Regions from separate parts of the Homo sapiens genome. Here region 1 is linked to region 2. Evidence: chromatin loops called from intact Hi-C (ENCODE). Cell type or tissue: Caco-2. All regions are shown on one strand. Links, peaks and the distances in the headings refer to the core of each region. The heading gives the core; the rest is flanking DNA. Region 1 overlaps ADAMTS12 (ADAM metallopeptidase with thrombospondin type 1 motif 12). Region 2 overlaps TARS1 (threonyl-tRNA synthetase 1).

Evidence for each region. Hi-C counts contacts between places; a loop is a spot of excess contacts. Peaks named below come from ENCODE experiments on the same cell type or tissue, not always from the same donor. Only the 100,000 strongest peaks of a DNase experiment are listed, where the experiment ranks them.
Region 1: a loop joins it to region 2, with 10 times the contacts of the local background. A loop is called at or near these places in 2 of 110 quality-filtered maps.

What each region holds. Positions count from the first base shown.
Region 1 is chr5:33,587,990-33,600,571 of GRCh38, reverse strand. ADAMTS12 (ADAM metallopeptidase with thrombospondin type 1 motif 12) reads left to right here. Exons shown (of 24, transcript NM_030955.4): 17 at 4,512-4,638; 18 at 11,763-11,973. Among named protein-coding and RNA genes, the nearest start is that of TARS1, 150 kb to the right of the region's middle. RefSeq lists a silencer at 11,667-11,716. In Caco-2, for the core only: no CTCF peak of the experiment used is centred there; no DNase peak of the experiment used is centred there.
Region 2 is chr5:33,467,378-33,479,065 of GRCh38, reverse strand. It overlaps TARS1 (threonyl-tRNA synthetase 1), which reads right to left. Exons shown (of 19, transcript NM_152295.5): 19 at 10,980-11,506. The coding sequence ends at 11,358. Among named protein-coding and RNA genes, the nearest start is that of TARS1, 32 kb to the right of the region's middle. In Caco-2, for the core only: no CTCF peak of the experiment used is centred there; a DNase peak (open chromatin) is centred at 8,335.

The sequences.
Region 1 (12,582 bases), core at 1,996-9,995, 120 kb before region 2:
AGGAAATACTATAGTTTTAACCATAAGTCATTACAATAAGCTATGTCTTCACTTGTTTTATCTAAGTCTTTCAGTTGTCTAAACTGAATTTTTGAATCAAATTTAATTAACCATAACAAACTCCCTTGATTTTACAATCTGGATATTGAATTGAGAATATGATGAGCTATGTCATTTTCTTTTAGACGTAAGGAACATTGCTTGTTCCTTATATCGAGGCATAATTTTCATTCAAGATGAGTACTCCTGTTTAGAGTACAGGAAGACGTTCTTTTAAAGGCACTTAGTTGACTTTTCATTGCTAGTATCCAATGAGATTTACTAAGTACTGCTGCATGGCAACATTCTGGTTGCTACCTGGGGAAAGGCATTCAGAATCATCTGGAAATAACATTTTGAATTTAGTTCTCATATATTTTGGAATGCAACTGATTTCTACTTTGTGTCTTTTGAAGTAAGTGCTTCCAGATAAACAGTTAACTTAGTGCTGTGGCAACATATTGATTGATTGGCATCCTTAATTAGCTGGAATTTCTTTTGGGACTATATTTAGTATAGAAGAGAAAGGGAAAAAATAGCAAGCCAAATAAAAAGCCAATATCATTTATCTTTCTTTAATTTCCAGGGAAAGATCAAGGTCACATAGACTTAGCTGAATGTGTTGTATTTCCTGCATTTGCAGTGTCACATAATGATAACTGCTCTTAAAAGGGTGACTGATTTGAACCCCCTCCACAAGAGATATTACAATATCCTATGTCAAAGAAAGATTTTATTTCAGCAATCGATTTTCAGAGTTAATGAGTGTATCACTGAAGATGAATAGTTTAGGATTTTTACTGCAAAGGAGAAATTACCAGTTAGGGACCCAGCAGGGAACAGCTGGAACAGTCAAGCTGACGACCTTGCCTACTTTCAAAGGTATGGGTAGGGTTTAGGGAAATTAAGAAAGGTAATTTACTGCCCCTGCCCATTAACAGTGAAGGGTCAGGGGAATAAGGCTACCATCCCTAGGCCTAAAGAATTAAGGGGGAGGAGCAGTTAAAGAGATAGTGCCTCCATTTCCCAAATCTCATGGGAAGCCACAGCAATCCACAGGATGACCTTCTTGAGGTTTAGGGCAGGGAAGAGAAGGGGGCACAGTGGATCTGGAGGGAAAACAGAAGAACTGTAGCACAAGAGAAAAGAACATGAAAAATCAATAAAATCAATCATGGTTGGACTATAGCAAGCCAAGCTCAACTGCAGCTCTGGGTCTTGACTGGAGGAAAGAAGAAAGCTCACATTTATTGAGTGTTCTTTCCATTACTCCTGGTATATAACAAAGCACCCTTAAATTAGTGTAGTAAAACATCCACCCCTTTATTATGCCACAGATCCTGTGGGTCAGAAATTGAGACAGGACACATTGGGTATGCTGTGCCTCTGTTCCACTGTGTTTGGCACTTTGGCTAGGAAGACTCAAATGCCTGGGGGCTAGAACCATCTGAATGCTGTTTTATTCATGTGAGTGGCACCTAAGCCGGTTGATCCAAGGGCTAGGTTCATCTGGGGCTGACTGTTGACCTACATGTGGCCTTTCCAAGGGCGCTGAGTTTCCCCACTGTGGTAGCTGGAGTGTCCCGAGATTGAGACACAGATGCAGCAGATGAAGTTGCTTGGCCTTTTCTAATCTGGCCTCTGAAGTCACACAGCATCACTTCTGCATTTAGTTCAAGGCCAGGAGAATTAGACTCTGTGTCTCAGTGAGGGATGACAAGGTCATGTTGTAGAAGAGCACGCTGAATGGGAGAATATTGTTGCAGCCACCTTTGGAAAATATGAGCTGCCATATGCACACTCACGAAGGCAATATGAACTAATATCATTTTGAAACATCCTGACAATCGTTTCAACAAACCATTTTCTAGGTTAACCATAAAATTATATTAACCAGATCCTTTCATTATCCAAGGTTTCCAATGATTAAACTTTGTCTTCCTTTTATGGAGCATCACTTTTAAAATGTAAGAGATGCTTCCAGGATAAACTAGCTGAGCTTCCTGCCCTCCAACAGCATGAATATCACTGTTCTCATTTTCCTACAGACTAAACCCAGTGATGTGTAGAAGGAAAAGTAGGGACTAGAACTCAGGACGCTTGGATTCTATTTGTTTTCTTTTCTTTTTTTTATTTAAGCAGGAATAGATAAGAAATGAATTGATAAATTAAATTTTACCAAATGAACACACAAGCATCAGACTTGAGAAAGAAGCCCTTGGCTATCCTATAATGTCAGGGGGTCGACCTACTGGGTTGGGGCCCTCATTGGAAGATTGGGCTTAGCTTGGTATCTGGCACATACAAGGGCTGTAGCATATAAGAATGCAGTTGCTGAGAGAAGAGTAATGGTCACCAGGACCATTAATGTCAGTGGAGAAACTCTGACACATAGTTATCCCTTTTCCTTTTGCCCTTGATGACATCTGCCTGGCCTATCCATTCATCTCCCAGCTGGTGCAGTGGATTGACCCATGCCATGTTATTAACTTTCCGAAGGGGATTTTATGTAAGGTTTTGTGCCCTTCTGGAGACAGGGACACTAAGCACACTTACCTTTGCTATTCGTGCACAGATACAAGCCTTTTCGGAATGTTTCCAACCTGTTACAGTCATCTGACGGTCCTTTTCATGTTTTGACATCAAGAATTTGCCAAACCACCCAAGCTTTAATGAAACTTCTAAGCAGCTAAACTTTTTTCCCCCACTCTCCAATGGCAGATGCATGTCAGCTTCTCTGATGTCAATGATCCGAGTCTCTATTCCACCGACATCTGTTAGTTGGGAAAGCCTGAGAGGTTGAAGGTTTACTTGTCTCTTGAAAACAGAATTTTCTCAAAAAAAAAAAATTGTTCTTTTTTAAAGGATTTACTTACTGTTTTGCAACTCCCTCTGACACTTTTTTAAGTGACAAGATGCCATCTGGCATCAGGGGGATTTGGCTGAAGCGAGTCCATGCTGAGGCAGTGCGAGGTGGTGGGTGGTAGGACAGCAGGTTCCAGGTCAGTCCTGCGAGCTGTGTGACTGAGGGAAAGCCCCTCAGTGTCCTTGGCTGTAAAGGGAGGAGGTGACCAGCTCGTTGGATTGCTCCGGGCCTTTCCAATTCTGGAGTTCTGTACACCAGTGAGCCCACACAAGGTCTAGACATCCTGAGAGCTCAGGGTGCCAGCCTTTGTACAGACTGTTCTGCCTTTCAGGGTTCTTAGTCTTTAGTATTCTTACCCAGTGTTTCACGTGTCACATGTGAGCACTAGCCCTTTCAAGGGAGATGCTGAGTTGCTTCTTCACTGCCCCTTCACTTCAGTCCATGACAGTCTGGCCACTCCTCTACATTCCCTTGCTAATGATGTCCTAGTTATCAAAGTCAGTGGTCCTTTCCCTTTCTCAACCTTTGTGACTTCACTGTGCCTCAGTTTCTTCGCCTGTCAGATAATGATAATGACGGTGCTGATTTCATTGGGTTGTTGAGAGGTTTGGGTTATTATACATCATAATAGATAACAGGTAATACATTATTGATATAAATACACATAGTTTAGAACAGTGCCTGGGACAAGGCTTCATTTGCCTATAGACCCTGTGTGAGTCCCTTACTTACATTAACTACCTGGTCTCTGAAGGCAGCAGGATTATCAATCCTTGCTATCAAATCCCTGTATTTTAAAAAACATAACATCTCAAACTTCACAACATTATTTTAAATTGTATTTCAGTCTTTCAGAATTTACTGACATCAACTAATATAAAGATATCTGTCTCCTCTATCCTTTAATTACGCTAATAATGTAGCAATTGCCTCATAACACCTGGTGATGATATCTACTTTCATTAGTAGTAGCAGTAGTATTTTGGAGACAGAGTCTCGCTCTGTTGCCCAGGCTGGAGTGCAGTGGCACGATCTCAGCTCACGGCAACCTTCGCCTCCTGGGTTCAAGGGATTCTCCTGCCTCAGCCTCCCAAGTAGCTGAGATGACAGGAGCCCACCAACACACCCAGCTAATTTTTGTATTTTTAGTAGAGATGGGGTTTCACCATTTTGGCCAGGCTGATCTCGAACTTCTGACCTCAAGTGATCCACCTGCCTCTGCCTCCCAAAGTGCTGGGATTACAGGTGTGAGCCACTGCGCCCAACCTACTTTCATTATTTAAATCTCATTTGGTTTTCCACCTGGCATGTGTGTGTTAGTCTCGTCTCCATGGCTGGACTGTAATCTATGGAACAGACTTTACCTCCTACCTCTATGATCTACAGTTTTTCCTAGGCAAGCTCTCCTCCTCCTCTTGCCAGCTGCAGCATCAGGGTGAATTGTAAGAGGTCCCTATTCTTCATCCCTCCTTTAAAACCAAGTAACTTTTGAACAACTTTCCCATCAGCCGTCAGCATGATCGTTGACGTGGTCAGGTACCTCACCTGACCATGAGCATGTGGGCTCAGGATTCAATATGTGTGAATCTTTCTGTCTGACCCCCAGGTATCCGCCGCCAAACTGCCCATTGCATAAAGAAGGGCCGCGGGATGGTGAAAGCTACATTCTGTGACCCAGAAACACAGCCCAATGGGAGACAGAAGAAGTGCCATGAAAAGGCTTGTCCACCCAGGTAACCATCGCTAACAGCTGGAGCTCTGTGTGTCTGCCTACAGTGATGTCTGACTCAAGAGTGACCTAGTGCTTGCTGATAAAGAAATATTGTGTGGTTTTGTTATTTGGATAAATACAAGAACGCGGTTAGAGTTTTCTGTGGCTATGCTGTTGGAGCCTGTGGCAAGCTGTGAGGACATATTCTCCCAAGAGCAGTATTTTCACAAGGTGATGTGTTCTGTGTTTAATTATTTGGCAAGACTAACTGCCAAAGCATTGGTGAAGAGAGTGCTAAGTGGATCACCCAAAAGTAGTTTTACTACAGAATTGTCTTTTCCAAGGGCTTTACCAGTGCAACACCAGCCTTCAGACAAAAGGTTGGCACCTTCCGATCACAGTGCCCACTTGTACTTCAGGCTGTCCAGAAGAGGGGGCTCAGAGAGCAGGTTTTCCCAATCTTGACATTACTGGCACGTGGGGCTGGCTGACTCTTTGTTGTGGGGGGCTGTCCGTGAATTGCAGGAGGCTTAGCAGCATTGCTGGCCTGTGTTTACTTAGATGCTAGTAGAACTCCCTCCCTCCCAGTCCAGGCTATGACAACTAAAAATGTCTGCAGACATTGACAGATTTCCACTACGGGGTAAAATCATCCTCAGTTGACAGCCACTGTTATAGAGATATTCAGCAATATTCAGGGTGTTGCTAATCACATTGGTTCAAGAGATTGGGATCCTAGAAGGTAGTTGGGATGTTATTATGCCAGGCTTATGTTTAAAAAAAAGAGAGAGAAAAAAAAGAAAGGAAAAAGATAAAGGAGGAAGAAGGAGAAGAAGAAAAGAGGGAGGGAAAAAGGGAGAGGAAAGAGGAAGAAAGGAAGGAATATTGGTTGATTTCCAGAAAGAGTCTTCATTCTCTGGCAACCTTAAACAGGGATGTATTTATGTTGCAGAGTCCATCAAGCATTCATCCCAGTTCTAAGCAGACACACTATGAGGCATTTAAACAAGGGGGAGACTCAAACAGGTGACAGGGTGGATTCTAAAGAAGAGCTAGAATGTGATAAATATCCAAGAACTAGGTTAGAAAGAAGAGTCAGGACAAGACAGTTGAAAAAAATGATGTCAGTCTCTTAGCAGTCCAAACAGGCAGGACCCAGAGGCCAGGGTATTCTCAGCTCAGAGAGAGAGGTTTATTTTCTCTTCTGTTCTGTGGCTTTTTCTAGGTAGGAGCTGGACCCCACCACTATTGAAGCAGGACAGAAATGTGTCATTGCCTCTCCGTGCTGTAGCTCCTTCCTGTGGTTCTTTTGCCAGGAAGAACTAGAAATGACAAGGGAAGATAAGGCTAGCACTAGGTTTTACCTGAAATTGCAGTTATGTTACTTTCTCAGGGAAGAATGAGGCAGGGAAGACAGCCCTTCTTAGAGCTAGTCCATTGCCTACTACTCCACAGAGTTCATGAACTGTGAGATTTTTGACTGCTGAGAATGTTAATTAGGCACAATATAATACATACAGGTATAATTTCTGAAAATGCACTCTCAAGTAGGATATAATAAGCTAAGTAGAACTGCATGAAACATTCAGATATAATGAAGACTGGATAACTTACAAAGAAAAAGAGGTTTAATGGACTCACAGTTACATGTGGTTAGGGAGGCCTCACAATCGTGGCAGAAGGGGAAAGGCATGTCTTATGTGGCTACAGACAAGAGAGAATGAGAGCCAAGTGAAAGGGTTTTGCCCTAATAAAGCCATCAAATCTCATGAGACTTATTCACTAGCATGAGAACAGTATGGGGCAATCCGCCCCCGTGATTCAATTATCTCCCACCAGGTCCCTCCCACAACACGTGGGAATTATGGGAGCTACAATTCAAGCTGAGATTTGAGTGGGGACACAGCCAAGCCATATCAATGGCCAATTTACAAAAGTGCTTTTTATTTATGATTGCATTTTAGCTTCTACAAATATTTATGAAATAGTCATAAGACAGGGTATGGGTATTACTCTGAGGTGGTATATGAGGAGATAAAGGTTCAGAGAAATTTGATGCCATACCCTAGGGGAAATGGCTGCAGAGAAAACTAGCACTTCTTTTTTTAAATTTTACTTTAAGTTCTGGGATACATGTGCAGAATGTGCAGGATGTTCCATAGATATACATGTGCCATGGTGGTTTGCTGCACCTATCAACCCATCATCTAGGTTTTAAGCCCCGCTTGCATTAGGTATTTGTCCTAATGCTCTCCCACCCCTAGCCCCCCAACTCCCTACAGGCCCCAGTGTGTGATGTTCCCCTCCCTGTGTCCATGTGTTCTCATTGTTCAACTCCCACTTATGAGTCAGAACATGACATGGTATTTGGTTTTCTGTTCCTGTGTTAAAAACTAGCACTTTTTAAGAATGCACTATTTTCCAAGCTGTTTCCACATAACCATATCATTTAAGCCTGTAAGCAACCCTAATTTGTAGATACATTTATGCTCATTATACAAATGAAGACTCTAAAGCTTTCACCAAAATTTTCCTAGGTCACTTAGCTACAAATTGTAGAGTCGGGATTTGAACCCAGATCTGTTTGCTGTGCTGCCTCTGTATGTGCTGCTACACCATGCTGCTGCCTAGGATCTCAGGATAAGCAGGTTTCAGTACTAGAACCAGAATCCCCTACATTTAAACTTTTTCTCTCACATTAAAACACAATAAAAATGTTATGAATGCTTGACTCCAAAACTAAGTCATGCCTCCAGGTCCAAGCAATTCTCCTGCCCCAGCCTCGTGGGTAGCTGGGATTACAGGCGCACACCACCACATCTGGCTAATTTTTGTATTTTTACTAGAGATTAGGTTTCACCATGTTGGCCAGGCTGGTCTCAAACTCCTGACCTCAAGTGATCCACCCGCCTTAGCCTCCCCAAGTGCTGGGATTACAGGCATGAGCCCATGTGCCTGGCGATTTGCTTTTTTAAAAATAAATAAATAATAAACTAATATTATTTGTTTTTGCAAGATTAGTTCACTAGTTTCCTTGTATATGAATTTCAAGCTGCAATATCTTCTTCTGTCACCGAATTTCCATGATCTCTAAAAAGTTCATACCCATCACTGGGAGCTGTCATTTCCTTTCCCAAAAAATTTCCTGTGCAAGGTTTAATCTTATTTATTTATGGATCATTTTTCTTCAGTAATATCTTGTTTTTACAACCAATTTCAACATTCTGTGTTCTTCCCCAAAGGAGTATTTGAGAGAGATTTTTTTAAGATTTAATAAAAACTTTTGATTATCTAAACATAAAAAAATATATATTACATTGCCAATGGCTTTCAGGATGAAAGCCTTGTAGAGCATGTTCCAGGAGAGGGTAGGCTGTCAAGAAAGAAATTCTTTGAAAATTTAATATATCTGACTCCAGAAAGAGGTTATTTGAGTCCCTTCTCCCTACTGACTTCTCTCTGAATTTTGGTTTTCAGCAAAGCAAAGCTCTGCTAGGCCACAGCTGTGATAGTGCCTAGCATATCCAAAGTACTCAATAAACCTCTGACAGTGATTTTTTTAAACTCTGGCAGCTACATGTAGGTTTCAGTCCACAAAATAATGACATATGACTTAAATCAAGGTTTCTCAACCTCAACGCTATTGCTGCTTTGGGCTGGATAGTTTTTTTTGTTTTGTTTTGTTTTTTGTTTTTTTGTTTTTTGTTTTTTTTGTTTGTTTGTTTTGAGACGGAGTTTCGCTCTTGTTGCCCGGGCTGGAGTGCAATGGCGCAATCTCGGCTCACCGCAACCTCCGCCTCCCAGGTTCAAGCGATCCTCCTACCTCAGCCTCCCAAGTAGCTGGGATTACAAACATGTGCCACCACGCCCAGCTAATTTTTGTATTCTTTTTTTTTTAGTAGAGACGGGGTTTCTCCATTTTGGTCAGGCTGGTCTCGAACTCCCGACCTCAGGTGATCCGCCCACCTCAGCCTCCCAAAGTGCTGGGATTACAGGCGTGAGCTACCGCGCCTGGCTTACTGGGCTGGATAGTTTTTTGTTGTGGGAAGCTGTCTAGTGCCAATGTAGGAGGTTTAGCTGTATCCCTGGACTCTATCCACTAGATGCCAATAGAAACCCACCCCCCTTTCCCTGTCACCACTGATTTGTGACGACGAAAAATGTCTTCAGACATTCCCAAATGTCCCCTGGGGAGGGAAGCTGCAGAAATCTCTGCTGATTGAGACCTTCTGATCGAAATGAAAGGAATAAGATCGTTGAGACTGGGAAAAGCCCATGAAAGAGGGAAAAGGACTGAGCATGGTGTGTGTAGGGGACAAGAAAGCTAGGGAAAATGAGGCTGGAGGAATGGGATATAATGAGAATATGGAGACAATGGGTACACAGAGCCAGGAGGTAAGAGTGCTTATACTGTAGTCATGGTTTTGTCAGAATTTGAAATGTTTAGTTGAATCGGATTTTGGAATGTAAATTCTATTAGGAAAAATATTAGTACAAAGAAAGATGATAATTATAAAATTTGATTTCTTAAAGGAAATTACTATTCTCAGCAAGGGTTTAACAAATTCAGTTTTGGACTTTCATTTATCTGAGTAATGAAGGTTAGAAAGAGTGACGTGTCCTGGTTTGTTGGCGATCAGCGCTGTTGGAACATATACTGATAGGGGAATCAGTAGAAGCTACTGATAAAAGAAGGGTTCTTTTAAAAATAAAAGAGAGGTTCAAAGGGTCTCTAACCCATCCCTTCTACTTGATCTCAGAGAGGACTCATATCCAAACTACAGTAAACTTTTACAGAATTCTGGAACAACTACAGGCTCTTCAAAGATCTCAAACATAGGCACACACATACACACACACACACACACACACACTTAGACATTTAGATAAAACATAAAATCTCCATAAATATAAAAACAGTATTTTAGAAATCTCCAACAAGAGGTGGGATTATGGCAAACACCCAAAAGAATGAGATGGGCAGCAGAGAACAACTGGACCATGGCTCCTGAGCCCTGGACCTGGAAGACCTTTACAGGAAAAAAAAAAAAAAAAAAGGAAGAAGAAGATGGTTTTCACTTTAATCTTGTGAGACTAAGACTAAGCTGTTTTAGTCCATTTTGTGTGGCTGTACCAGAATACCACAGACTGGGTAATTTATAAAGAACAAATTTATTTCGTGGCCAGGTATGGTGGCTCACTCTGTAATCCCAGCACTTTGCGAGGCCGCGGCAGGATTACTTGAGCGCAGGAGTTCGAGACTAGCCTGGGTGACAAAGCAAGACCCTTTCTCTATAAAAATAAAAAATAAATTTCTTTTAAAAATAAACATTTCTCACAGTTCTGGAGATTGGATGGCCAAGATTGGAGGTTCATTTGATCTGGCGGGGGTCTTCTTGCTGCATCCTCATAAGGCTGAAGGAGGAAGGGCAACAGAGGACAAACGTTCATGTCCTCATACAGAAGAGTGAGAGGGAGTAAACCACTCCCAAATCCTTTTCCAAGTGGCCTTAATCCATTCATGATGGTAAAGCCCTCACGATCTAAACACCTCCCATCAGATCCCACCTCCCAACACTGTTATATTGAGGATTAAGTTTCTAACACATATGTTTTGGGGAACACATTCAGACTATAGCAAAATCACAGGCAATATGTCCCCTAAGGGACTGTAGAGAAAACTCCAAGAAGAGAAAACAAGAACGTCTATTATCACTTTGCAGTAATACAGCTGAAAGCCCTGTAGCAAGTACTTAGATAAATTAGGCTTTCAACCAACTCAGATTAAGACCTTTTCAGAATGGCATTTTATATATTCCCTTGGCCTGCCCTCCTTTAGAAAAGTCAGAGGCAGGACAAAGTAATTAGATTAATACAGTGGGGCACTTATTTGGTTTCACATCATACTGTTCCAATATTATTAGCTCTTTATCCACTGATGTTAAACACCAAAGAATAAATAAGTAATCTCAATTACTTATTAAATGAAGAATATGATTGAATTGAGGAATTGCTTTCTTCTGATATTTTTAACTTGAGATTAAAAGTGTCACAATCAAAAGAAATTCTACATAAATAAATCTAATATTTAGTAAATAAAAATAAAAGTAAAAAGTTTTATCTTCAAAATTACCAAAATTCAATGCTGTCTCAAGTCAGGAGGCTTTCCTGAAGTCAGGAATGAAGGACTTCCCCCAGTGTACTATTTTCCCATGAAAAATAGAAGTGCCCCACTTGTTACTATATGAAGGGATGGACAAGCGGGCTGTACACAGGAAAAATAATGGACACAAACCACACTGGGTGAAGACACTCAATCTGTCTTCGGTGTTGGGGAAGATTTGCACAATAATGGAGAAGATGGACAAGAGATGGCTCCCTGCCATTTTCAAAAGCTACTTTTATGTAACCAGTGGGCCCACATCCTAGATTATTGAGTAAAAAACGATTTTATTTATGTTTATTCTTTTTCTACTCATTTCTTATCAAAGGGACCAGTGAGAATATTAACAAGTAGACTGCAGGAGATAGGGAAAAAAATAAAGGCAATATCCCTGATTGATCGCCTCCTAAATAATTTAAAAATTTATGTTTAAGTAGCTACTTTACATTCAATTAAGAGCCAGGAGACCTAGAGTCTAATTGGACTCTTTTATTCAATAGCATGGTCAAAATAACAATAAATCATAACAAATGCTTGAGTTCTTGTTATATGTCAGGCTCTGTACTATGCACATTACATGAATTGGTCTTTCATTTCATGTACAACACAACACTCATATAAAGAAAATATATTTTCACACCCATTGAATAATGAGAAAGCGAGGCTTAAACTTGCTTAAAGTTGCACAGCAGAACCCTGGACCTCAGTTTTCTTCCTGAAAAGAGAGGGCATGCATATATATTTTTTTCTCATTCAAAAACATGCGTATTTAGCAACAGCTCATGCCAGGCGCCCTGCAGAGCTACGGAGCTATGATTGAAGACACGGTGGCCCTGTCTGCAGCACGCCCCCTAGTGGGTTGGAGTGTCTCCATGGCCCTTCCAGCCCTGTGATCTGCATTTCTGCCCCTGCTTTCTCAGTGGTTGAATGGAACATATGCGTAAGTTGGCGATCTTCTCTCACATATCCATGTTTGCCTGCAGGTGGTGGGCAGGGGAGTGGGAAGCATGCTCGGCGACATGCGGGCCCCACGGGGAGAAGAAGCGAACCGTGCTGTGCATCCAGACCATGGTCTCTGACGAGCAGGCTCTCCCGCCCACAGACTGCCAGCACCTGCTGAAGCCCAAGACCCTCCTTTCCTGCAACAGAGACATCCTGTGCCCCTCGGACTGGACAGTGGGCAACTGGAGTGAGGTGAGCTCAGGGCTCGGCGGGGAAACTGGCATTATTCAAGCTTCATCAGCCCCTGCCTTCCTTCTCATTATCCAATCCAAAGTGACCCTAGGTAAAATTGCAAAATAGCCAGTGTTCATCACCCCTGGCCTGTCTCCTGCCTTTCCTGTGTCCACTACTTATTTTCCATTCATAGGGGATCTTGCTCCCACTTGCTCAATGGTCAGCTTACTATCTGACAGGGGTGAGGTAGACCCCCCACTCCCAGTACAGGATCACAAAGACTAGTTAATAAATCATCAGAAGCTTGGCCAGGCCCATTGTTAAACCACTGGTAGCAGATAAGGGACCTCCCACACACCCCAAAAGTGGTTTATAAAACATTGACTGCACATCACTGTAGTTAACCCAAACCAAAAGAGTGTCGCTTGACACTGAGAAAAATCCCCTCAAATTATCCATCTATTCACCATGTGTCAAGTCCAAACCAGACCAAGGTTTCTAACATCTATTATCAGACACACAAGTTCAGATAAATGTTGCATTTTCCCAAAATTAATTTGATCTAATTATCTGACTATAATTGGAAATCAGTAAGCTGGAAGGTTATGAAAAGCTCTCTCAGGCTTT
Region 2 (11,688 bases), core at 3,594-11,593:
TTAGAGAAATGAGCACTGATAAGTGCTAGGAAACGTTAGGCATATGAAATTCAAATGTGCTAACAAAAGTAAAATGTGTTCCCTTTAGAATTTGTGGACTAGAATGTATGTAGCAGACTTTATTCCAAATCAACAGATTAAATATACCAATGTGAACACCACCTTATATATTAAATAATTAACTTTAAAATTTTAAATTAATATTCCATCAAGGTATCTGCATTTCTCACATAAAACAGTAGCTCTCTAACTTCAAAGAGTGGAAGAAATTACTTAAGAAGCTTGTTAAAACATATATATTCTAGACTCCCTCTCCTCCATTGATTTTTTTAGGTCAGAGATCAGCCTAGGATTTTAATGAGAATTCCAGGTGATTTAGAAATGGTGTTATAAAGGCTAATCTTTGAAAAACAAACACTTATGAAGAAGAGTCTGACCTCTGCCCAATCACTCTCTCTTCCCCCACCAAAAAAAAAAAAAAAAAAAAAAACCCTCAAGACAACTTATTCAAGCAAACTTCCCAGTTAGCTGCACATTGAATTAATACTCAGTGACTAATTTAATATCACATACCCATTTCCAGAGCCATGAACACAGTAACAATTGTAACTTCCCAGAGTTGAATTTTTTTGAAAGTAATTATTTATTACAAGAAGCTTAATAGTAAATTAGCTTAGGGTGGTACTCTGGTTCTGTGATGTCTGAGTACACGCATGTAAATCAAATGCATTAATATATTAAATTTCAGTCTCCTGGATTTCTGCGTATGGGATAATGTAAGGGGAATAGATGTTGGTCATGCTTTTTGGTTACTCAATAGTTTTTGAGCTCTGTTCCTACTGTAAAGGTAAAGAACGTACCATCCCAAAATATGCAAAATTGGTATATTGATTATTTCAAGTTGAAAACATTAAAGAAATTGTAGTTTCAGAGAGAGCTAGCTGACTGTGTCTTCCTGCAGGCAGCAAGCCATGAAGGGGTACACTTCTTATACCAGGGTGAGAAAATAGCTCTTATCACCAGACTGGGAACTGGGCACTGCAATAGACCTGAATAAATATACTTATAGAAATAATCCTTATCTTCCACTAGTTTCACACACACCCACACTCACATATTTTGTAGTGACTTCCCTGGAAATTTGCTGCTCCAGGCCAGGCGCAGTGGCTCATGCCTGTAATCCCAGCACTCTGGGAGGCTGAGGTGGGTGGATCACAAGGTCAGGAGTTCAAGACCAGTCTGATCAACATGGTGAAACCCCGTCCCTACTGAAAATACAAAATTAGCAGGGCATGGTGGTGCGTGCCTGTAATCACAGCTACTCGGGAGGCTGAGGCAGGAGAATCACTTGAACCCAGGAGGCGGAGGTTGCAGTGAGCCGAGGTCGTGTCACTGCACACCAGCCTGGGTGACAGAGCGAGACTCTGTCTCAAGAAAAAAAAAAAAAAAAGAAATTTGCTGCTCCTAGCCAGACCCCCTTTGTTCTGTCATTGCTTCTCAAATTTATCATTCTTCGTCTAAAAAGTATAAAAGCATTTTTCTTTGACCACTTCTTCAGACTTCACTCTCTTGTGAAAATCTCCATCTATAATTGCCTGACAGGTTCTTCCTGCCCACTGCACAGACAAAACCAATTCACGAAGACCATAATATTGCTGTAGAGAAAGAGTTTTATCATTGCAGAGCTAGCCAAGAATGACTAGAGTTATTAATATTACTCAAATCAGTCTCCTTGAGAACTCAGAGGATAGGGTTTTTAGGGCTAATTTGGTGGGCAGCGGGCTAGGGAACCAGTGCCACTGATTGGCTGGAAATGAAATCATAGGGGTGTGGAAAATGATTCTCCTGTGTGGAGTCAGCCTTTGGGTGAGGGCCACAGGACTGGCTGAGTCATGAGTCCCAGGTCCGGCTGGGGTCAGTTGGCTACCAGAATGCGAAAGTCTGAAAAAAATCTCAAAAGATCAATCTTAGGTTCTACAATAGTGATGTTATCTATAGGAGCAATTGGGGAAGTCTTGAATCTTGTGACCTCTGGCCACTTGACTCTCAAGCAGTAATGGATTACAGAAACTGTTCCTACCAGAATCCTAGCAGAATTCAGGCTCCTCCCATAATCCTAATTTCATGGCCTTTCATTAGTTTACAAAGGTGGCTTTGGTTCCTAAGCAAGTAGGGAGTTAGTTTTAGGGAGGGACTATTATCATCCTTGCCTCAAAGTTAAGCTATAAACTAAATTCCTCCCATGGCTAGCTTGGCCTACACCCGGGAATGAGTTAGAACAGTCAGCCTGTGAGCCTAGAAACAAAACAGAGTCAACTTTGCTAGACTTCTCTCGCTGTCATAATTTTTGCAAAGGTGGTTTCCACATACATGTAAAGCTAATAAAATTTACGTGCTTTTCTCTTGTTAATCTGCCTGGTATTAATTTGATTTCTAGACCCAGCTAAAAAGCCCACTAAGACCTAAAAGGGATCCCCTAAACTACATTTGGGGAATTTCCCCCATTATTCATCTTCTCTTCAAGATGGAAGCCTTCCACCAACTTCCCTTAAAACTAGTGCACAAGGAGCATTATTTTCACTGGGAAGAAGAAGGTACTGGGCGAGTCCAGTCAGCAGAGAGATGCGGCTGGATCATGATGGAGATGCCAGCTTTCATAGGCAGCATTGGCAAAGACGTGAAGGCAGAGAGAGTTGCCAAATGCAACACAGAGTATCTTTGGTCTTTGGCAAGCACCATTTGAATTGTGTGGTGAGAGCTGAAGTCAGAATATCAGGGACACAGAATACACTGGAATAGAAAAGATGTTGGTACTTTTAGGTTTATAGGTAGAAAGCAATTAGGGAAGAAGTTGATGATATATAGGGGATAACTGTTGAATCAGGTATGGGAGCAGATGAAAATAATAGCATTACTTTTTGTATACTTTATATAAGGCCCACTGATTGCTATTACTGATTCAATGAAAGAGGTATGTATTTGTCCATTCTCACATTGCTATAAAGAACTGCTCAAGACTGGTTAATTTATATAGAAAAGAGGTTTGATTGACTCACAGTTACGCATGGCTGGGGAGGCCTCAGGAAACTTACAATCATGGTGGAAGGCAAAGGGGAAGCAAGGCACATCTTACGTGGTGGCAGGAGGAAGAGAGAACAAAGAGGAAGTACTCTACACTTTCAAACAACCATCTCTCGTGAGAACTAACTCACTATAACAAGAACAGCAAGGGAGAAATCCACCCGCATGATCCAATCGCCTCCCACCTGGCCCTTCCTCCAACACTAGGAATTACAATTCCACCTGAGATTTGGGTAGGGACACAGAGCAAAACCATATCAAGGTTTTATTCACATTTTATGGGTAAGTAAAGAGGTTCAGAGAAATTAAATGGTGGGTTATCCAACTAAGAAGAGACAGAATAGCAACTCAACTGGCTCCAAAGCTCATTACCTTGGTTCTATATCAGAGGATCGAGAGGTCCAGTAGAATGGTTGGACTTAAAAGGAGGGAGAAGACCTCATTTACTGGAGGGAAGGAGGGAAACACTAATACAAGTTTCTAGATTTAATGAAGTAGGAGGAAAGCAAACAGTCAGCTGATAGTGCAGGGAGTAGACGAAAAGTGAAGTGACATTTGAAAATATAAAGTTATGTGCTTTCTATAGGCTCTTAGGGAAATTCAATCTTGGGGAGACGTAGGTATCTGAAGAACGTAGTGACAGTTACTGAGGGACTTGAGGGACTAGATAAGGAAACTACATATAGAGATAAATTATGGTGCAGCTGAAGCTGGAGATAACAAATTGGAAGTAGCTCCAGTTCTTAAAATTCTAGACTGTTTTCTCTAACAGTGCTCAGTCTCTTAACTGTAGAATTTGGAGAAACATTCAGCATTTGTTCAATGAATCAAGCAGGACATGGATGCATGGAAATTGGGATTACTGGAAAAAGAGGTTTATAAGTGATTGGCCATGGAAATTAAGGCTTATTGAGGAAGAGAAACAAAAGGGGGACAGGGCAGGAGACAATCAGGGGTGGAAGGTTGGGGAACAAAGGAATTAAAAGACCAGACATGGCAGAGGACTTTTGATATGGTTTGGCTGTGTCCCCACCCAAATTTCATCTTGAATTGTAGCTCCTATAATCCCCACATCATGGGAGGAACCCTGTGGGAGGTAATTGAATCATGGGGGTGGTTACCTTTATGCTGTTCTCATGATAGTGAGTGAGTTTTCACAAGATCTAATGGTTTTATAAGAGGCTTTTCCATCTTTTGCTCATTTTTCTTCTTCCTGCTGCCATGTGAAGAAGGACGTGTTTGCTTCCCCTTCCACCATGATTCTTAAGTGTCTTGAGGCTTCCCCAGCCCTGCGGAACTGTGAGTCAATTAAACCTCTTTGCTTTATAAATTACTCAGTCTCCGATGTTTATTCATAGCAGCATGAGAATGGACTAATACAACTTTTTAAAATTTTAATTTCCAATTTTTTTTAGAGACAGGATCTCTGTTGCCCAGGCTGGAGTGCAGAGGTGCAATCATAGCTCACTATACCCTGGAACTCCTAGGCTCAACCAATCCCCCCACCTCAGTGGCCTGAGAAGCTGGGACTACAGGCGGGAGCCACCAGGCCCAGCTGTGGCAGAGGAGTTTCAACCCTGTTTGCTCAAAATTAATCTTGAAACAAAGACAGAAGAAGTTGTCCATCTTTGGACCAGAAATCTGACCACAGTAATTCAGTGAAGTTGGCTTTTATTTCTGTCATACAAAAATGCAGAATTAGGCAGTCCAGGTAGATTCAGTGCATCCACCACATTATCAATAATCCAAACTCTTTCTATCATCCTGTTCTCCACTAACCTGTGGTTTTCATTTTCATGGTCACCTTGTAGTTGCAAGATGGCTGCCGGATTGCCTTCTAAGCAAAAAGAGGAAGAAAGGCAAAGAAGGGCAAATAAAGGGCAAAAATTTATTCCATTTAGTAAGCTTTCCAAGAAACACTACCCAGGGACTTCCACTCCTATCTCACTGGCCAAATCTATCTCACGGGTGCTCCTAGGGCACACTGTCTTCCTCAACTAAATCTGAGTGCAAGAAGAAGTTAGTGGAGCAATAAGCAGTCTGACATGCCAGGAGACATTTGTAACCCCAAACCACAATCTCTGAAGATTGCCAACAAAAAGAGTCAAACTCTGTAAAATATTTGAAGAGACTTATTCTGAGCCAAATATGAGTGACCCTGGCCCAAAACACAGCCCCCAGAGATCTTAAGAACATGTACCCAAGGTAGTCAGGCTACAGCTTGATTTTATACATCTTAGGGAGACATAAGACATCAATCAATACATGTAAGATGTACATTGGTTCAGTATGGAAAGAGAGGACAATGCCAGATGAGGGCTTGCAGGCTATATATGATTTAAAGATTTTCTGATTGGCAATTGGTTGAAAGAGTTATTATCTAAAAACCTGGAATCAATAGAAATGAGTGTCTGGATTACGATAAGGGGTTGTGGAGACCAAGGTCCTTCTTATGTATAATAGACAAAGCCTCCAGGTAGCAGGCTTCAGAGAGAATAGATGGCAAAATTTTCTTTTAAGATTTAAAAAGGTGCCAGACTCTTAATTAATTCTCTCTGGGATTAAAGACTTGGAAAGGGAAGGGGATTCTCTGTAGAATGTAGATTTTCCCTTATCAGACAGTTCTGCAGGGCCATCTGAAAATATGTCAAAGAAATATATATTTTTAGGGTAAAATAATCTCTTTCAGGGCCTGCTGTCATGTTGGTATCTTATTGCTAGAAAAACTGTTTTGTCAGTCGTTAAGGTCTCTGTTTTAATGTTAATGCAGGTCAGTTGTGCCTGAATTCCAAAGGGAGGTGGGTACAATCAGGCATGTCTGAACTGCCTTCCCATTATGGCCTGAACTCGTTTTTTAGGTTAACTTTGGAAGGCCCTTGGCTGAGAGGAGGGGTCCATTCAGTTGATTGGGGGGCTTAGAATTTTATTTTTGGTTTATAAGATGGAAAGTGAATGGGGTATCAGAAAATGATGCAATAGACAGAGTGAAGGTCAAATTTAAGCACCTGCAAATGGCAGGAGGGGTAACAACAACTAGCAAGGCTATTTGCCCTCAAGGCATGCTTACAATATGAAAGAGACCAAAATATCAATAAACAAACTTAAAAGAAATAAAAATGCAGCATGCTGAATAAAACTTCAATGTGATTAAAATGAATGCTCTAAGGAAATAAATCCAATCCAAGTAACCAAAACAGGATACATTGATATATAAACAGAAACACTGAAAACTTAAAAAAGAAATACAGGTGAAAAAATTTAAAAACACAATAGAAGAATAAATGGGAAGAGAAAGTTAAGAAAATATCCCTTAAAATAGAACACCTAAATAATAGAAGGCCCATTAAGGAGAGAACAAGGTAGGGAAGGAAACCACCAAAGACTAAATACAAAAGTATTTAGAACTGAAAGATCCAGGTCTCCAGAATGAAGACTGCTCACCACGACGGAAGGCAAAAGACTGACACAGTCATGAAATTTTAGAATATTAGGCCCAAGAAAAGACATCTAAATCTTTCAGAGAAAAAAAATGACTGGTGGCATACAAAGGTATGAAAATAAAAACGGCTTCCTCATAAAAACACAGGAAGGCAGAGGAAAATGGGGGCAATTTCTTCCAAATGTTAAGAAAAAAAGTCATTGTGTTGCCAAGGCTGGTCTTGAACTCCTAGCCTCAAGCAATCCTCCTCCTTCAGCCTCCCAAAGTTCTGGGATTATAGGCATGAGCCACTGTACCCAGCCACAAAGAAAACATTTTACTGTATTATTTATTTATTTTTCAAACAGGGTCTTGCGCCCAGGCTGGAGTACAGAGGCATGATCTCAGCTCATTGCCACCTCCACCTCCTGGTTCCAAGCAATCCTCTCACCTCAGTCTCCTGAATAGCTGGGACTACAGGTGCATGCTACCATGCCCGGCTAATTTTTTATATTTTTGGTAGAGACGGGGTTTTGCCATGTTGCCCAGGCTGGTCTCGAACTCCTGAGCTCATGCAATTTGCCCACCGTGGCCTCCCAAGGTGCTGGGATTACAGAAGTGAACCATTACACCCAGCCAAAGAAAACATTTTTTATTTTTTATTTTTGAGACAGGGTCTCACTCTGTCACCCAGGCTGGAGTGAAGTGGCACAATCTCGGCTCACTGCAACTTCTGCCTCCTAGGTCCAAGCGATTCTCCTGCCTCAGCCTCCCAAGTAGCTGGGGTTACAGACATGCGCCACCATGGCCTGGCTAATTTTTATATTTTGCGTAGAGACGAGGAATCACCACGTTGGCCAGGCTGGTCTTGAACTCCTGGCCTCAAGTGATCCACCCACTTTGGTCTCCCAAAGTGCTGGGATTACAGACACGAGCCACCATGCCTGGCCTAAAGAAAACATTTTAAAAGAAAAGAATGATTATTAACTCCAATAACTCATACAGAAAAGTACTTTAAAAAAAAGTAATCATAGAATACAATACTACGTGGCTTATTAGAGCATAATATTTATGGTCATAATAACAAAGGCACCTAATATGGATTTCACAAAAAATTGAGATATGACATCATAAGGATGGAGGGAAGAAATAGATTGTGAAATAAATTCCTCATTTTCTGAAACAGGAAGTCAAGAGAGGGGTTCTAAGAGTAATGAAAAAAGAGACAGCAACAATCAGGCATAGTGGCTCACTCCTGCAATCTCAACTATGTTGGGGGCTGAAGTGGGAAGATCATTTGAGGCCAGGAGTTCAAGACTAGCCTGGGCAACGCAGTGAGATCCCATCTCTATAAATAAAAAGTCAAAAAAATTAGCCAGGCATGGTGGTATATACCTGTAGTCCCAGCTACTTGGGAGGCTGAGGCAGGAGGACTGCTTGAGCTAAGGAGTTTGACGCTGCAGTGAGCTATGAGCCACCACACTGTGGCCTGGGCATCGCTATTAAAAATAATGAGATTGCAATAGTATTTAGAAATAGGAAAAGAGATATACACTGGTGTGTCTGAAAGTGGTTGCCTCAGCAAGAGGAAGAGAGATGGAGGTCAAAAGGACAAAAAGTTGGTTTCCTTATAAGCCTTTTTTCCCTATTTTTTATTTTTTATTTTTTTTTTAGGCAGAACAGAATAAGGACAGTCAGAGTGGGAATGACGGCCTTCTATTCAAAGTGTGTTTCTCAACATCAACTGGGAGCTTGTTAATACAGTGTCTCCAATCCAGCCCAGACCTACAGAATCAGCCTGCATTTTAACGCCATCTCCTGGTGATTCATATGGCCATTGTAATTTGAGAAGCATTTGTCTAGTAGTCACAGTGCAGGGGGCCTGAGATAAGGTGCAGGTGTCTATCGCTGTAGTAAAGGTGAGGAACTGAAGCAAGATTCATGAAGTACACAAGATTCTGAACTCAGCCCATCATTTGAGGTAACTTCACCCTTTACCCTTATACCTTCTTAACATCACTGCTGTATTTCTGGCAAGCCTTAATCTTGTTTCTCAAATTTCCTGCCCTGGTCATCACTTTTTTCACCATCTGGTTTGAGTTTTACCTCTCTACTTCGCAAAATCTATCTTTACAGATTTTGTCACGTGGCAGTTGCAGGTATTATTGTTCTCAAATTGTTCCTGTTTATTTAATTATCAAGACCATATAACTCACAATAGACTAGATGCTCAAGAAAGCTTAGCAATTGGGTTCTTTCAAATCTTCAAGTTATATGCCAGAACTGATGCATGAAGAACTGTAAGCAGATCAGTCTCCACTGTCCAGGAAAGGGAGGAAAACAAAATTACAGATAAGAACTTAGATGGCGTAAACCCACAATTATAGTAGCTCTTAGAGAGTGGTCCTGGGTGTGGTAGCTCTCACCTGTAATCACAGCACTTTGTGGGGCTGAGGCAGCAAGACTGCTTGAACCCACGAGTTTGAGACCAGCCTGGGCAACATAGTAGGAACCTCATCTCTACAAAAAATAAAACAAAAAAAAAATTAGCCAAGTGTGGTGGCATGCACCTGTAGTCCCAGCTACACGGGAGGCTGCCGTGGGAGGACCACTTGAATCCGGGAGTTTAAAGCAGCAGTGCGCCCTGACTGTGCCACTGCTCTCCAGCTTTGGTGACAGAGCAAGACCCTGTCTCAAAAAAAAAAAAAAAAAAAACCCCACACAAGAACCCTCCCATCAAGACAGTGGCCCTCTAATGATTCCACTAGAAGTGAGGACTAAGCTAAGTAGGTGTTAGTTAGATCAAGAGAAACCTTTGATTTCCAGTCCCACTAAACTATGTCTTTATTACACTTTTTTATCCCAAGTTTTGAAAGATTTATAAAGCTTCTCTAAATGTTGAGTCTGGTTTAAGTATAAAATTAAGTTTCTTTCAGACACATAAAAATTACAACTCTATCACAAAAGTTAATTTTAAAGCTGTTCAGAAGCAAGGCTTAATTATAAAGTTTCAAAAGAAAAGCCCTCTATGATTAAAGATCTTAGCTCCTTTATTAAAGTGAAAATTAATCTATGCAAATTAGCTTCTCTTTGAAGTGACCCTTGTGTATTAGTCAGGGTTCTCCAGAGAGACAGAATAGGATATATGTATATATGAAAGGAAATTTAGTAAGAATTGACTCACACAAGCACACGGTGAAGTCCCACGATAGGCTGTCTGCAAGCTAAGGAGCAAGGAAGCCAGTAGTGGTTCAGTCCGAGTCCAAGCCTCAAAAGCAGGGAAGCCGACAGTGCCATCTCCAGTCAATGGCCAAAGGCCAGAAGGCCCCTGGCAAACCACGGGTATAAGTCCAAGAGTCCAAAAGCTGAAGAACCTGGAGTCTGATGTCCAAGGGCAGGAATCATCCAGCACAGGAGAAAGATGAAAGCCAGAAGACTCAGCAAGCCAACTTAATCCCACTTTCTTCCACCCGCTTTGTTCTAGCTGCACTGGCAGCCGACTGGATGGTGCCCACGCACACAGAGGGTGTGTCTGCCTCTCCCAGGCCACTGACTCAAATGTCAATCTCTCTGGCAACACCCTCACAGACACACCCAGAAACAATAAAGGCATCCTTTAATCCAATCAAGTTGACACTTAGTATTAACCATCACACCTTGCAAACAAGCTATTTGAGATTATAGCACTGACAAGATGTTGCTTTTTAGGCTGGGCGTGGTGGCTCACACCTGTAATCCCAGCACTTTGGGAGACTGAGGCAGGTGGGTCTCTTTTATCCAGGAGTTTGATACCAGCCTGGGCAACATGATGAAACCATCTCTATAGAAAATACAAACATCAGCCAGGCATGGTGGCACATGTCTTTAGTCCCACCTACTTGGGAGGCTGAGGTTGCAGTGAGCCGAGATCATGGCACCACACTCCAGCCTGGGGGACAAAGGATCTTGTCTCAAAAAAAATTAAAAAAAAGATGTTACTTTTAAAATATCATTCTAACAAGGAGGAATTAGTATTTATCCACATAAGAAATTATTTACTTTGTGCTGTCCTTTCAATCACCATTTATTGGTAGAAGATTTTGAAAATGATCCCTTATGAGAAAATAGGGAATTTGTAAACCAAGTGATTCTATGGTCCAGAACAGTCTGCCATAAACAGATATTTCTCTGAAGATTCACGTTTTATCTTAAACATTTGTGCAAATCTACTCTGTAATAGATCCATGGTAGTTTTTGTTTGAAAAGGTGTCCATCCAACATTAAGTAAAAATGACACTCCCAAAAGTGTTTATCCTCTGAGAAGCCAGCACCCAGCTCACACCCAGTTTATGAATAGCATTATGATGCTGCAGACCTACCCCGTCTCCATCCACCCTGCATTATATTTGCTGTAAAACTGTAAAGATAAATACTGAACCACATTATCTGTCTCAGGCATGTATGTGTACATGTGAGGGACAGAGCAGTCTTGAAACTTATGTGAATAAATTTTTTTTTTATTTTTACACCATAATCCAATTCTAGTTATCTTAATTGAATTTGAAAACTTTTTCAATTGCATTAAATTTACAAAAAAGTTCTCCCACATTACACTAAAGCATTCCTCATGTTTCACTTCCAGTACTCAGATACTGAATGAGTAAAATCATTTTATTGGCTCTCTTTTAATTAACTCCTTCAAATGCACATTGTTTAAAAACTGACTAGGTCAAAAATAGTTACGCCTGCAGGTTGACCTATTCAGACTTTGCCAAACTCCTCCAAGTTCAATATAAATTGACGTTTTCAGAGTACAAAGTCAATTTTACGGAAACGCTGTTCCTCCTTTTCCATGGAGCCAATCTGGGTAATTTTTTCATTAAAATTCTTCTTCTGCCTGTTTGCTGCGGAACTCTTTGAGCTGCTGTAGCCGCTCGATAGTTTCAGAAATGGTGCGTTCCCCGTGGACCTTATTGTCTCTTGTGCGGATATTAACAGTGCCACTGATTTTCTCTTTTTCACCAACAACTAAAACAAACACACAAAGCTTTGTCAGACTTAATCTAAAGATATGGAAGAATTCACACTGAACATCTGAAAAGAAATGATCCTAGGACCCAAAACCTACCCCATAGCTTCTGATACATTAAAAGGTACAAGTGACCATGTGTTGATATTTAAAAGAAACTCTTTGCAATATCTAAAACTAC